Regions from separate parts of the Homo sapiens genome. Here region 1 is linked to region 2. A link is a loop called in an ENCODE intact Hi-C map of the cell type or tissue named here. Cell type or tissue: PC-9. All regions are shown on one strand. Each heading gives the region's core, and the rest is flanking DNA. Links, peaks and the distances in the headings are about the cores only. Region 1 has its middle 33 kb from the start of LINC02651. Region 2 overlaps COL13A1 (collagen type XIII alpha 1 chain).

Region 1 (12,568 bases), core at 4,582-7,081, 200 kb before region 2:
AAATTCCTTTCTCAGGGACCCTTGGCCCAGTCTTCCCCATGGTCCTTGGGAGGCAGGTGGGGCCCTCACCAGAGGGGAGAGCAAAAGGCTGGGGTGGTGTGGGGGACATTAGAGGAGTGCTGGCTCCCTGGAGAACTGGGGAAGTAGGAAGGTTTGGGAACACCTAAAAAGAACAGGAGGAGTGCATGAGCCACCAGGAAAAATGAGTGCCTACTGCCTCCAGCTGGGAGGACTGCAAGCTCTTCTTGCTCTCACCCAGACCCCTGGGCACAGAGACAGTAAGGGCCAAGTGGGGATGGGATGGGGAATTTTGGGGTCAGATTCTACCTTAAGAGATGTCAGGGTCATAAAGACAACACACTGGTCATGCTCATTGACTGGAGGATGTCCCGGTGTCCCTTCTGTCTTGCATAGCACACTGTGGTGGTCAGGGGCACTGGCTCTGGATAGCACAGGACTGGGCTGAATTTTGGCGCTGCACTCACCCTAGGTGGGTCATGGAACTTCTGAGTCAGTTTAATCTTCTGCGAATTTGGAGTATTAGAGTAAAAATTGAATTATAGTAGATAAACACAAGCAAAGCATTCAGCCTAACACATAGGAAGCACACATAGGAAGTTAATAAATGGTAGCAAACACATAGGAAGTTAACACATAGGAAGTTAATAAATGGTAGCAAACATCTATTATCCATTCATCTATTCACTTAACCACATATTGACAATTTGCCTATCTGCCCGTCTACCTCTCTGCCTGTCCATCTCTCTGTCCACTCATCTCTTTATCCATCCATCCATCCATCCATCCATCTCTTCAACCAGACATCCATTCATCCATCCATCATCCATCCATCCATCCATCCATCCATCCATCCATCCATCCATCCATCCATCCATCCAACCAACCATCCATCCAATCCATATGATGGCAGGGATATTAGGGTTCATCTGTTCCAGCAGGTTTCCCACCTGGGAAGCTTGTTAGCTGGGCTGGTCCTAGACCCTCCCTCAGAAGTTCTTATTTTATAAATCTGTGAGGGACCCAGGAATTCACATGTTAAACAAGCTTCCCAGGTCATGTTGATGCAGGTGGTCCTTAAGCCCCTCTGAAGAAACACTGACCTAGCACCTCACCTCATTTTACCAAGGAGGAAACTGAGGCAGAGAGGGCGACTTCCTGTCTGGGCTTTATCCCGTCCCCTACTGCCCCCATGAGTGTGGTGTGTGGGGGCAAGTGTGACCAAGAGCCCTGGGAGGGCAGCGGAGGGCGGTTGGCAGCCCATCACGCAGCCCCCCTACCCTCTCACCCACCCCTGCCCAGAGACACTGCCCTGACTCCCACACTGAGCCTGTCAGGGACCAGGGATTTATTCCTGTGGGCCGGCTTTTCGCCCTTTCTTTCCTGGGTTATTTATGTCCCTTGCCTTTTATCTCCCGCCCGGCTGGCCCGCAAGGCCCATTATGTCGCTTTGGCTGTGGCCGCATCAATCTCCAGCCCCGGGAGCCAGGCCCCCAGCCCATCTCATCATTTATTTTCCAGGTCTCCCTGATGCTCAGCCGGCAGCTGTCCTGGTGTGTGGATGGCCCTGGCTGGCGTCCTTCTCAGAGAGGACCATTGTTGGTGGGTCTTGGGACTGTCGGGTCAGATGGGCCACGGGCAGCTTGTCTGGGGCCTAGGAGTGCTGTGACCTTTCAGGAATTAGCATGGCAGTAGGGGCAGTGTTCTGGTTGTCAGGACTTCAGAGTCCCAGCCTGGACCCTGCCAGTGACTCCCTGGGTGATGTTAGACAAGGAGCAGTAACTAGATAGGACGATCCAGGTTGTAGCTTCCAGTGCTCCCAGATGTGTGACAAGTGCTTCCCAAACTATGTCTTATAAATGTGTGCTTTTTTTTTTTTTTTTTTTTTTTGAGACGGAGTCTCACTCTGTCGCCCAGGCTCTGGAGTGCAGTGTGGCTCACTGCAACCTCTGCTGCCTGGGTTCAAGCGATTCTCCTGCCTCAGCCTCCCGAGTAGCTGGGATTACAGGTGCCTGCCATCGTGCCTGGCTAAATTTTTTTTGTATTTTTAGTAGAGACGGAGTTTCACTGTGTTGGCCAGGATAGTCTCAATCTCCTGATCTCGTGATCTGCCCGCCTCAGCCTCCCAAAGTGCTGGCATTACAAGTGTGAGCCACCATGCCTGGCCGTGTCTTATAAATTAATAAACATTTATTAAAAAGTCAGAGACAATTCCATAACCAAAGTTTGGAAAACTCTAGCTTGAACAGAGGTGTCGTGAGTTGAATGGTGCTCCCCAAAAGGTATGTCCATGTCTTAACCCCAGGAACTTGTGAAAGTGACCTTATTTGGAAAGAGTGTACTCGGCAGATGTAATCCAGGGTCTCAAGATGAGATTACCCTGGATTTAGGGCGGGCCCCAATCCAATGATGAGTAAAAGGTGAGGGAGACCTGCAGGGTAGAGGGGCACGTAAGGAGTGAGGCAGAGACTGGAGTCATGCAGCCCCAAACCAAAAGATGCCTGGAGCCATCAGGAGCTGGAAGAGACAAGGGAGGATTCTCCTCTAGGGCCTTTTGAGGAAGGACAGTCCTACCCATTCCTTGATTTCAGATCTGTGGCCTCCAGAATGGTGAGAGATAAATTTCTGTTGTTTTTAGGCCATCACATTTGTGGTAATATGTTATGGCAGCCCTAGGAAGCTGATACAAGAGAGAAACAATGTTGTATGCTGCAGGACTTGTCAGGGCCTTTAGTAACAAATGTGCATTAGGAAGCACTAGGGCTGCAGCATAAAACTGTGACATGGGCCAGTCGCAGTGGCTCACACCTGTAATCCCAGCACTTTGAGAGGCCAAGGCGGGCGGATCACGAGGTCAGGAGATCGAGACCATCCTGGCCAACATGGTGAAACCCTGTCTCTATTAAAAATACAAAAAATTAGCGGGGCGTGGTGGCGGGCGCCTGTAGTCCCAGCTACTCAGAAGGCTGAGGCAGGAGAATGGCATGAACCCGGGAGGCGGAGCTGGCAGTAAGCTGAGATCGCGCCACTGCACTCTAGCCTGGGCGACAGAGCAAGACTCCGTCTCAAAACAAACAAACAAACAAACAAAAAAACAACTGTGACATGAAGCACTTGACTGGGGAGCTCCCCTCAGGACTTGTGTCTTAAAGAGCACATTTTGGGGGATGCTGACCTATGACTTGGTGGGAGAGGTTGGGGAAGAAGGGAAAGTGTGGGGGAACCTGCTTGGTCTAATCTTTTTGGAAATGAGGTGGGGGTCATGGAGTCCGGGGCTCTGTCCCAGATGCAATGAGGTGAGGGACTTAGGATCACAGGCAAAGGAAGTCACCTTGCAGCTCAATCCACTCCCAGAGGAAGTTTGGGTTAGAGGGGTACAGGGAGGAAGCAGCTGGAGGAATCCTCCCAGCACACCTTTCCAGCCTGCAGGCCAGGCCGCTGCCTGTCCTGAAATCCTCTCCCGCCTGCCAAGGACAGGGTGGTGGGGGCTCCTGCACCCTAGATGTCTCTATTCTGAAGAGCCAGGCTTGTTTGCAAGCCCAGGGAGCTAAGAGTTAACGATAATCACCATAATGATAATTCCAGGTATGATTTATTGAGAGATTACCCCTGCCAGAACCTGTGCTGAGTGCTTTATGCATATTAATTAATTAATTCATCACAACTGTATTAGCCCATCTTATAGGCGCAGAGATGGAGGCACAGAGAGGTTAAGTAGCTTGCTCCAAGTCACACAGCTAGTAAATGGGAGATCCAGGATTTAAATCCAGGTTGTCTGACAGCTCTCAACCATGAAGTCACACTACCTTCCCCCAGATGCAGGAACTCTAGGAGAGAATGCTCATTCATTCATTCACTCAATATTATTGCTTGCCTGCGCCCTGCCAATTGCTGGGCCAAGCCTTCAGGCCACAGCGCTGAGCCTGGGAATTCCGGGACCCAAAGAGTCCTTACACAGCATGGTGGGGAGGCAGCCAGGACACCGAAGATGGCAGTGATGGTAGTGCTGGGGACAATGGCCACAGGGTGTTGGTAGGGGCTTCCAATCCAGTCTCAGCGCTCAGGGACTGTGCCCTGGACTCAGTTTCTCTTTTGTTCACTGAACTAGGTATTCACGGGCAAATGGGGGTCAGCCCAAAGGAAGGGGGTTCAAGCTGAAAGACGTGAGAAGGCTTCATCCTGAAGCAGCACGCTGTCTTCCAGGAGCTGGGTCTACTTGGCCATAGCTAAGAGGATGGGATGGGGTTTGGGAATGGAGCCCTTACCCACAGCCTGCAAGGGAAGCAGGTGGTCCAGAAGTCTGAAGTAGGCACAGATGAGACACTCAGCCTCCAGTCTCCAGCATCACTCCCTCACACGAGGCTCTGCCGAATGACAATAGCTCCATTTATCCACACATTTTGCGCCAGACATTTTGCTAAGCGTGTTACATAAATGGCCTTCTTCAATCTTCACTGAAACTCCATGGGGTGCAGTTACTGCTAACTCCATTTAACACAGGAGAAATCAAGGCTCCTTGTGGTTGTGCTACTTGACTGTGCTGGGGGTTGCACGTGGTCTGTTGGACAGAGGCCTAGATTTAACCAGGGATGACATTCAACATGTTTCACAATAGGGGCTTTGGAGACTCTGACCCCTCAGTTAAGATGCCACCCAGAAGCTTGCTGGTGTGCACCGGCTGAACGTCAACTCTACTTGTAACCAAAGCAAGCACTTGGAATCATGCTGGGAATATAGTAAGCACCAGAAAAATGTAGCTATTCCTTTTCTTGTTTTCTTTATTAATCACCCTGTCTGGGACTATGGGGAAAGCGGGCCATTCTGTTCCATCTCTCCTCCCATTTTTTTTCTGGTATATTTTTCAAAGCTCTTATTTACAGGCTATTTTGCTGCTCAAGAATCTTCAATTGCTCCCCTTTGCCTACAGAGAAAACTCTAACTCCTCTGCCCAACAGTCACGGGTCCCCTTGGCTGGCTCCAAACTCCCTGTCCAGGTGGACTTCTGCCTGCTCTCTAAGGAGGTCCTTCTCCCCCAGGCTGCCTCTTCGCTGTGTCCCGATGCGCCATGTGCTTTCCTCCCCGGGGCCCTCACTGAGCCATGACCCCTCCTGAAATATCTCCTCACCCTCTTCACTGACCTGACTTCAAGGCTGCTGAAATTCTGCCTCCACCAAGAAGCCTTCTGAATACTCCGGCACTCAGAGGGCTCCCATTTTTAAATGTCCTGCAGCTCTCTCTGTTCTGCTAACACTTGTTCACGTGCCATGTGGCAACTATTTTTGGTCTGCTTCCCACAGCCCAATCACAAAATCAACCTCTTGGTGTCAGGAGTCAGCACTTCCCAAACTTTTATGTGCCGTGAATCACCTGGAGATCTTGTGAAGCTGCAGCTCCCGGGTGAGGAGGCGTGAGGTGGGGCCCAAGACCCCGCATTTCTAACAAGCTCCCAGGCGATGCTGTGTCCTGGGGCCACACTTGGAGCACAAGGGCTGAGCCATCCGGCAGAGCCTCTGTCCCTTGGTTCTCAGCCCTGGGACCTGAGAAAAATACTTCTCCTGGGCCCTACCTCCAGAATCTCTGCTTATTGGTGGAGAGCGAACCAGGTACTGGTGTGTTTACAGAGCTTTTCAGGTGACTGTGATGGGCAGCTAGGATAGAGCCACTGAGCTGGCACCGTCCCTCACCCCAACAGGTGTGCGTTTTTATGTGGTCCAGGATTCTCAGATTAGACCCTGTTGGAGGGCAGGAAGCTAGTTCCTTAGGCATGGGGCAGGCTGGGGCAGCCAGAGCCCTACAGTGTTTTTGTGGGTGGGTGCCCACTAACCACTAGGGAACTTTGAGGGGATAGAGAGAGAGCATCCTCCCTGCACGGTCCCAGCCAAAGGCATCTCTGAACCCACCGACACCATCCACCACAAGGCACAGACAGTTGACAACTCAGGAGGGACCAGGAGGGGAGTCTCAGGAGCGGTTTGGCCAGAAGCTCCCTCCTCCTGCCATTCGGCCTGGCTGGGCACCTGGGAACCAAGGACTCCCCTCCTGGCACCCAGGAAACCGCCACTGTGCCGAGTTAGAAGGCACAGGGCGCCCTCTGCTGGGAGGTTTGGGTTTGAGCATTTCTCCCCAGGGACTCAGGTAGAATGGGGTAAATCAGGGGAGGGCAGGGAGGGCTGTTCTGTGTCTCTTCTTTGTCTTCCTATTTCAGGGTCTGCAGAGCCAAAATCCAGTTTAGACGAAGGATCGCAGGTTGAGACTCTGAAGGGTGGGACGGATTTGCTCACGCAGCCAAATCACACTGAGGCTCTTTCTGCCCGTTTCACCTTTTCCTTCTCGTTATCATCACCGTCAGCACCGATCCACCTGCACTGGCTCAGGCTTCGAGGCAACAGGATTGAAAACACAGCTTTTGTTCTGTGTCTCCAAGAAGGCTCAGCTGCTCTGAGCACCCACAGTTCCTGATCTGGACTCCCTTGTGGTTTGTAACGCACTTGAGTCAATGTGGGGTCAGTGTTAGGAGCAGTGGTGATGAGAGTTAGAATTCAGTCTGGGGCTAGGACCAACGGGCATTCTTACAAAGTCAGGGATCAGACTGCATCCAGAGTCCAATCACCAGGTAAGCACCAGCAGGTAGGTCCGGCTCACTAAAGGCTATGGCCAAGCCTCTGGCCACAGTGAAGGAGGCCCGTGTCTGGGAGACCAAGGCAGAAGAAGAAGACCGAGAAAGCAGAACATGTCCCTGTTTCCTCCAGCTCCCCCAGGATGGCTGCTCTGAGCTTTCATGATGCTATGGGCCCGTAGTTCAGGGGTCAGCACGCAGTGCACCAATGGCCAGCCCTCTGGGCTTGACTCCATGGTGGGCCCACCCTGTGGCTCTCTCTCAGGGTGCAGTGTCTTACTGTAATATCTATCAACTTTGTCATAAATGCATGTTCTTGGCCCAGGGGAGGGTGAGCTATACCGAGGGGAAGGGGTCCAGCATTATTTTAGGGTGGAGAGTCAGCATGTGAACACGTGTGGTCATTGATGCTACTGTAGACCAGGGGCGTGAAACCTGGGGCCTGAGGGTGGGCGCCGCAGGCCACTGAGGGTCCACAAACCCACCTGGAATTGTGTGGGATTTGTGTGTGTCCAATTTTATGTGGTTTTCCATCAGATTCTCAAAGGACCATAACCAAAAATTAGTTTAGAATCCTTGCCTAGGCCTATTCTTCCCTTTATTTATTTACTTGGAGACAGGGTCTTGTTTGTTGCCCAGGCTAGAGTACAGTGGCACAATCACGGCTCACTGCAGCCTCGACCTTCCAGGCTCAATTGATCCTCCCACCTCAGCCACCTGAGTAGCTGGGACCACAGATACGCACTTCCACACCCGTTAATTTTTGTACTATTTCGTAGAAATGGGGCTTCACCATGTTGCCCAGGCTGGTCTTGAACTCCTGGGCTCAAGCAATCTTCCCACCTGGGTCTCTCAAATTGCTGGGATTACAGGCATGAGCCACTGCACCTCGCCCTTATCTTTTTAAAAAAACACTTTAAAAATAGCTTTATCGAGGTATAACTGATAGAGCATGAATTGCCTATATTTAAAGTGTTCAACTTAATAAAAAATGTTGACATATGTATACATTGTGAAACGATCACCACAATCAAGACAGTGAACATCCTTATCACCCTCAAAAGTTGATCTGCTTTCTGTCACTATAGATGAATTTGAATTTTTCTAGAATGTTCTATTAATGGATGCATACAGTGTATACTTTCTTGGGTCCAATTTCTTTTATTCTGCCTAATTAATTTGGTGGCCATCCACATTACTGTGTGTGTCAGCAGTTCATGGCTCTTTATCACTGAGTGGTGTTCCATTGTGTGGAAGGACCACAATTTGTATTTCCATTCATCTGCTGATGGACGTTTGAGTTGTTCCCAGTTTTTGGCTATTACAAAGAAAGCTGCTATGAGCATTCATGCACACATGGGCAAATGCTTTCATTTTTCTTGGGTGGAAAGAAGTTGTTAAACTGTTTTCTGTAATGGAATGTCATCTTACATTCTCTGCAGCAGCGTGTGTGAGTTCCAGTTGCTCCATGTGCTGGCCAACACTCACTAAAGTTAGTCTTTTTAAGCTATTTTTAGCCACTCTAGTGGGTGTTCAATTTGCATTTTCCTAATGACTAATGGTATTGAGCATCTTTTCACATGCTTATTTGTTATCCACATATCTTCTTTGGTGAAATGTCAGTTCAAATATTTTGCCCACTTAAAAAATTGGGTTCGGCCAGGCGCAGTGGCTCACAACTGTAATCCCAGCACTTTGGAAGGCTGAGGCAGATGGATCACCTGAGGTCAGGAGTTCAAGACCAGCCTGGCCATCATGATGAAACTCTGTCTCTCCAAAAATACAAAAATTAGCTGGGCATGATGGCTGGTGCCTGTAATCCCAGCTACCCGGGAGGCTGAGGCGGGAGAATCACTTGAACCCGGGAGGTGGAGGTTGCAGTGAGCTGAGATCATACCTTTGCACTCCAGTTTGGGCGACAGAGAGAGACTTCATCTCAAAAAAAAAAAAATTAAAATAAATAAATAAATAATTAAAAATGGGGTTGTTTGCTGTTTGATTGAGTTGTAAGAATTCTTTATATATAGTCTAGATATAAGGCCTTTGCTGGATAAATTTGTTGCAAATATTTTTCCCAGTGTGTGGTTTGCCATTTCATTTTCATAAGCATATATTTTTGAAGAGCAAACTTTTAAAATTTTGAAGCCCAATGTATTTATTTTTAATAGTTTGTGCTTTTTGCATTACATTTATAAAACCTTTTCCAAATCCAAGTCACTAGGGTTCCTCCTATGTTTTCTTCTAATTTTGTAAATTTAGCTCTTACATTTAGGTCTATGTTCTTTTGAGCTAACTTTTATATATGGTGCAAGTTATGAATCTAAGTTATTTATGAATTCAAGTTCCTATTTATTTATTTATTTTTGCATGTGGGTATCTAATTGTCTAATTGTTCCAGCACCATTTGTTGAAAAGATTATCTTTTACGCATTACCCGGCACCTCTGTCAAAAATCAGTTGATCACATACAAGTGGGTCTACTTTTAGACTCTATTACTTTCTCCCAGGTACAGATCTCCTTCTCTGTGGGTGGATGTTTGGCCATAGCCTTTACTAAGATGGACCTGTCCGCTGGTGCTTACCTGGTGATTGGACTGTGTACCTGGGCTGCCTTCTGACTCTGTAAGAATGACCCCTATCTCTCGTTCCAGACTAAATGTCCACTATTGATCTATTGTCTATCTTCATACCAATACCCTATTGTCTTGATTACTATAGTTTTTAATAAGTCATACAATCACATAGAGTAAGTCTTTCAATATTGTTCTTTTTCAAAGTTGTTTTGGCTGTTCTACATCCTTTGTATTTCCATATAACTTTAGAATCAGTTTGTCAATGTCTACAAAAACCCTACTGGGATTTTAACGGGGATTTTATTGATTTAATGGGGATTTTATTGATTCTATATATCAATTCGGTGGAAATATTGTCTTATAATATTGTCTTCCAATCCAAGAACACAGTATATCTCTCAATTTATTTAGCTTTATAATTTCACTCAGCAGTGCTTTGTAGTTCTCAGTGTAAGGTCTTACACATCTTTTGCCAGATTTATCCCTAAGTATTTCATATTTTTTCATTCTATTGTAAATGGTAGTATTTTATTTTATTTTATTTTATTTTATTTTATTTTATTTTATTTGAGACAGAGTTTTGCTCTTGTTGCCCAGGCTGGAGCGCAATGGTGCCATCTCGACTCACTAGAACCTCCACCTCCCGGGTTCGAAAGATTCTCCTGCCTCAGCCTCCCAAGTAGCTGGGATTACAGGTGCCCATCATCATGCCTGGCTAATTTTTTGTATTTTTAATAGAGACTTTGTTTCACCATGTTGGCCAGGCTGATCTTGAACTCCTGACCTCAGGTGATCCACCCACCTTGGCCTCCCAAAGTGCTGGGATTACAGGCATGAGCCACCAAGCCCAGCCTATGGTAGTATTTTAAATTTCAATTTCTGATTCTTGGTTGCTAGTATATTCGAAATACAATTGATTTTTGTATAATGATCTTAAATTCTATAATCTTCCTACTCACTTATTAATTCTAGTACCTTTTTTGTAAGTTTTATATGATTTTCTTTTTTTTTTCTTTGAGACAAAGTTTCATTCTTGTTGCCCAGGCTGGTGTGCAGTGGGGCAGTCTCAGCTCACTGCAACCTCTGCCTCCTGCCTCAGCCTCCCAAGTAGCTGGGATTACAGGCACCTATAGGATTTTCTATGTAGACATTTATGTTATCTGCAAATAAAGACAGTTTACTTCTTCCTTTCAAATCTGGATGTTTTAAATTTCTTTTTCTTGCCTTATTACACTGGCTGCAACCCCAGTGCAATGTTAAGTAGGAATGGCAAAAGTGGACATCCTTGCCTTGTTTCCAGTAATGGGTAGCAGGGAAGTTTTCAAGCATTTACTCCTCCTTGGCTTTTATTGGCCCTGGCAGGGGTGACCTTTTATAACTGGTTGGAGGACCCCAATGTTTGCCCCAGGGCATTGCGCTCTTCTTTCCAGTGTTTTGGTGCAAGCCCTGTTGAGCGTGAAAGTGCCTTGGGGACAGGGATGGTATATTTGACTCCAGCTCTCTACACCGTGCCTGGCATGGCACTCAGCATGACAAATTCTCATTGCCAACCAGGTCACTAAATCAGGCCGAAAGGGCCTGTTTGTACTGCTGTCCACCCCATCCCCTTTGCTTTCCTCCTGGACAAAGGCAGCCATGCTTCCCTCCTTTCCTTCTCTTCCCCTCCAGAAACCTGAATGGAAGGAGACATGAAAGGAAAGCACTCAGGTTTCACCAGCATCAAGTTACTTCTATGCGGTGTCCTCATTCGAAAATAAACCTGAGGGGGTAAGGGAAGGGGAGGTGGTGACAGAGACAGGAGAGAGCTGTTATCACAGCTCTGCTTCCAGGCTGTATTTTTAGGCTGGCATTTAGGTTTGGCCTGGGGACAAGGGGCTGGAAAATGCAAGGCATTTCCTCTTCCTGTCAGCTGAGACACGGTGTGTGTGTGAGTGTGTGGACAGGGCCCTGCCACCTTCCCACTTAGCGCCTCCAGAATAGCAAACAAAATACACTTCCTCCGCAGGCCTGCTGCGCTCCTCATCTTGAGACTCTATCAAGGCTCCTCCCCAAACTATGAGCGCTGTTAACAGCGCTAGGCAGCTCCTCAGCCATGGGAGGGACGAGACTCTGAGGTCCTGGGGGGGATATTTTAGAAGGTCTCAATGACAACATAACAGGTTCATTTGTTTACTTGTTTATTCATTACTGCTGTGTATCGTGCATGAGCTACGTAACCACTCTGTGCCTCAGTTTCCCCATGGAGATGTCACTAAAACTTGCTTCATAAGGGCGCTGAGAGGATTCAATGAGTTAATACTGGATATAAAGTGGTAACGTGCTTAAAACAGCACTTGGCAGGTAGGAAGGGCTGAGGAAAGGTTTGCTGTCATTATCTGAGTGCCTACTGCATACCACCCTTGAGCTTGGGTCCCCCGGGGGCAGGGGCTTCGGTGGTGAATGAGACAGGTACTGTCTCTGACCTTTTGTAGTTTACTCAGTTGGAGACCTGGTTGCCGCCTTTGAGCAGTGTAAGTTTTCAACCACAACTTTGGACCAGGGTCCTGGAAACACATGGAGTGAAAGGTCTTCTTTACCACTACAAGGTGACAAACTAATCAGAGACACGAAGGTGTTGATGTTATTAGCACTTTGTGGAGCTCTGGCTGGCTTTGTTTCTTTTTTGCTCTGTGAAGTTGTTTCACATCTCCGGGTCTCATTTTTCTCACTTGTAAAATGAGAGGGAGAATACATACAGTGGGATATTATTCGGCCTTGACAAGGAAGGAAACTCTGGCACATGCTACGACACGGAGGAACCTGGAGGACATGATGCCAAATGAAGTAAACCAGTCCCAGAGAGACAAATACTGTATGATTTCACTTGTGGATGGTAACCAGAATAGTCAAATTCAGAGAGACAGAAGGTAGACTGGTGGTAGCTGGGGCCTGGGGGAAGGAGGAGAGGGGAGTTTTTGTTTAGTGGGGATAGAGTTTCAGTTTTGCAAATGTAAAGAATTGTGGAGATAGTGGTGACGGATGCACATTATGAGTGTGTTCAATACCACTGAACTGTATACCTAAATAGTTAAATTGGTAAATTTTATTATATGCATTTTACTGTTTTTTTTTTTTTTTTTTTTTGAGATGGAGTCTCGATCTGTTGCCCAGGCTGGAGTACAGTGGCATGATCTCAGCTCACTGCAACCTCTGCCTCCCAGGTTCAAGCGATTCTCCTGGCTCAGCTTCCCAAGTAGCTGGAATTACAGGCGCATGCCACCACACCCAGCTAATTTTTGTATTTTTAGTAGAGATGGGGTTTCACCATGTTGGCCAGGCTGGTCTCGATCTCTTGACCTAGTGATCCGCCCACCTTGGCCTC
Region 2 (2,500 bases), core at 1-2,500:
AGGCAGGGGCAGGTCCCTGGAGACAAGCCCCAGGGAGTGAGCCTAATGAGAGTGGAGTGAGCGGCAGAGCGAGGTCAGCTGGGGGAGGCCAGTGGGGGCGCCCCTGCTTCCTGCCAAGCAAGGGGGTGGGAGGGAGGGAGGCCCTGCCATGGGGATCAAGGAAGCCCGGGTCACTTGCGAAATTAAGAGAATTGACCCAGAGAGGAGGGAAGGGGCGAAGGTCAGCCACCCTAACAAGGAGGGCTGCCTCCCGAGGAGGCTCCTGGGGCTCTGATTTCCCCTGAGTACCTGATTGTGTCTTTACACACTCACATCAACAGGGGCTGAGGACAACCCCAATTAGCCTGGAGACTCTCACGCTCCGGGGTTTTGCTCTGCACAGTTTCTTCCAGGATTGGAGACAGAAGCCCAGAGACAAGCTTGAAGCAGACACCACCTCCTCCCTGCAGGAGCACCCCTCTGGGCAGGAGGAAGGGAGAGCAGGGACCCACTGAGACCCCTCCTAGAGCTGCATTTTTAACCAAAGCTAAGAGTCCCTCCCCACCCCACAGAGCCTTTTTCTGGAGCTGCCAACCAAGCCAAATGGCACCTCCCCAGCTTTGGCCTCTCTCCTTCCAAAGGGCTGTGCAGGGGAGCAGAGAAAGGGCTGGGGTGGGTGGGAAGAGACAGGAGCACCAGTGGATGGGAGGTATCTGATCTAACCGCACTTTGCAACCAAGAACCCTGGACCAGTGGGAGAAAGTGGCTTATCTGTGGTCACCTGCACTGCCAGCCCAGCTCCTCGAAATGGAGGTGGGAAGAAGAGGGCAGAGGCATTGAGGGAAAGCAAGAGAAAAGACAGAGAAAGTAGAAGAGAGGGATGACGGGGGCCTCTGAATAGTCAAGGACTCCCAAGCTGACCTCCCACCTGCACCCACACCAGAGGACTGTGGGGGCCTCTGTACTGAGTCAAACTGGTCTGGTCATTCAGAATGCTAGCAGGGGACCCTCCAAAGGAAAGAATGACAGGAGCCCTCAGCTGGTACTACTGAGAGGGCTTGGAGACCGCTGTGGCGGGAGTAGCCAGACTTCAGATGAGGTACTGTCACGCCCTCTGCTGGCCACAGAGCGGCTGTGCACACAGGCAGTGAGCTTTTCTGGGCATCCTGCGCTGAGCGGCCCCCACACTCTGACCCCTGCACCCCTATGATGGGCCACAGACCTAAGGACCCCCACCAAGCAAAGAGGGGCTCTGCTCCGCTTTCAGCCTGCAAAGGCTGTTTGGTGGAAGCAGACGGAACATCAGTCCATCTGATACTTGGGTTGGCCAAGAGAAATAAGTACCTTGGCATAACAGACAACAGACTATCCAAAGCCCTAGGCTGCATGACCTTGGCAATCATACCTGTCCTCTGTGAGCCGCAGTTAGCTTACTTGTGAAGCAAGAATAACGTCCACTCCCACATTGGAAGGGATTGTTGGAGATGGAAGAGAGGAAGGTTGTAAAGCTTTTCAGTCCAGTGCAGACACATGGCAGCTGCAGTAAGTGGCTGTGCCCTTCTCTCTCAGTCCCACAAGAAGGAAGTTAGTGTCTAGAGCAAGCCTTGGGCTCTAGATTTTCAGCCATGGTAACTTCCTGAATTTAGCTCTGCCATCCCACCTATGGTTCAGGGGTCACTGGTGGGGTCATGCTGAGAGAGGGCTCTGGCATTGGGAACTAAAGATTCTAGGCCTTCTGTAGAATTTAGAGACTTGGCCCAAAGAGGATAAAAGTGAAGCCATCTCAGGCAGACATAAATTTGTGTGTGCCGATTACAAACGCTAAGTGGTCCCTGTCGCATTGAGGATGCAGCGCTGAGTTATAGGGGATAGCAAAAAGCTTCATAGAAGAGATAAAAGGGCCCCACTCCCATCAAACAGCCTCTGCAGGCTGAAAACAGGGCAGAGCCCCTCTCTACTCAGAGGCCCTCAGGTCTGTGGTCCATAGGGGTGCAGGAGTCAGTGTGCGAGGGCAGCTCAGCCCAGGGCACCAGACAAGAACTGGGTGCTCTATCAACCAAGACTCCAAATGATGAATAGGGTTTTAAGTTGAAATGGAAGAAAGACAGACCGTGGAAATGGGTAGTGTTTTCAGGGACACAGAAACTAGCAGGACACAGAAACTAGTGATATCATGACATGATATCAGGTGATGAGGCTAGGAAGGAAGCAGGGGTCAGAACGTCATGCTCAGGAACCTGGTCCTTTTCCTACTGTCAACAGCAGGCCAAGGATGTTTTAAGGCAGGGGTCTCGCTATCCAGCCTGTGTGTTAAGAAGCTTAACTGGACACTTGCATGGAAGACCCATCACGGAGGAAGAGGGTGGAAGTCCTCTAGCCTTGGTAAGGAGAAGGATGGACGAGGACCTCCTGTAAGATGGCAGGAAAGGGAGAGTGTGGACAGCTGAGAAGGAAGCCAGAGAACACCAGATCCCCTCTGCCTTTAAGCCTATGGGAACTGCAGCCTGGCCTGGCAGCCACA

What was found. Peaks named below come from ENCODE experiments on the same cell type or tissue, not always from the same donor. Only the 100,000 strongest peaks of a DNase experiment are listed, where the experiment ranks them.
Region 1: it touches region 2 in a loop (3.0-fold over the local background); 5 of 110 quality-filtered maps call a loop at or near these places.

The regions. Positions count from the first base shown.
Region 1 is chr10:69,711,032-69,723,599 of GRCh38, forward strand. No RefSeq gene overlaps it. Among named protein-coding and RNA genes, the nearest start is that of LINC02651, 33 kb to the left of the region's middle. In PC-9, for the core only: CTCF peaks have their summits at 6,123 (motif pointing left) and 6,322; no DNase peak of the experiment used is centred there; H3K27me3 peaks cover 1,404 bases.
Region 2 is chr10:69,913,741-69,916,240 of GRCh38, forward strand. The region is part of intron 17 of COL13A1 (collagen type XIII alpha 1 chain); the gene reads left to right. Among named protein-coding and RNA genes, the nearest start is that of LINC02636, 94 kb to the right of the region's middle. RefSeq lists an enhancer at 970-1,019 and a silencer at 1,080-1,169. In PC-9, for the core only: CTCF peaks have their summits at 1,114 (motif pointing left) and 1,314; no DNase peak of the experiment used is centred there.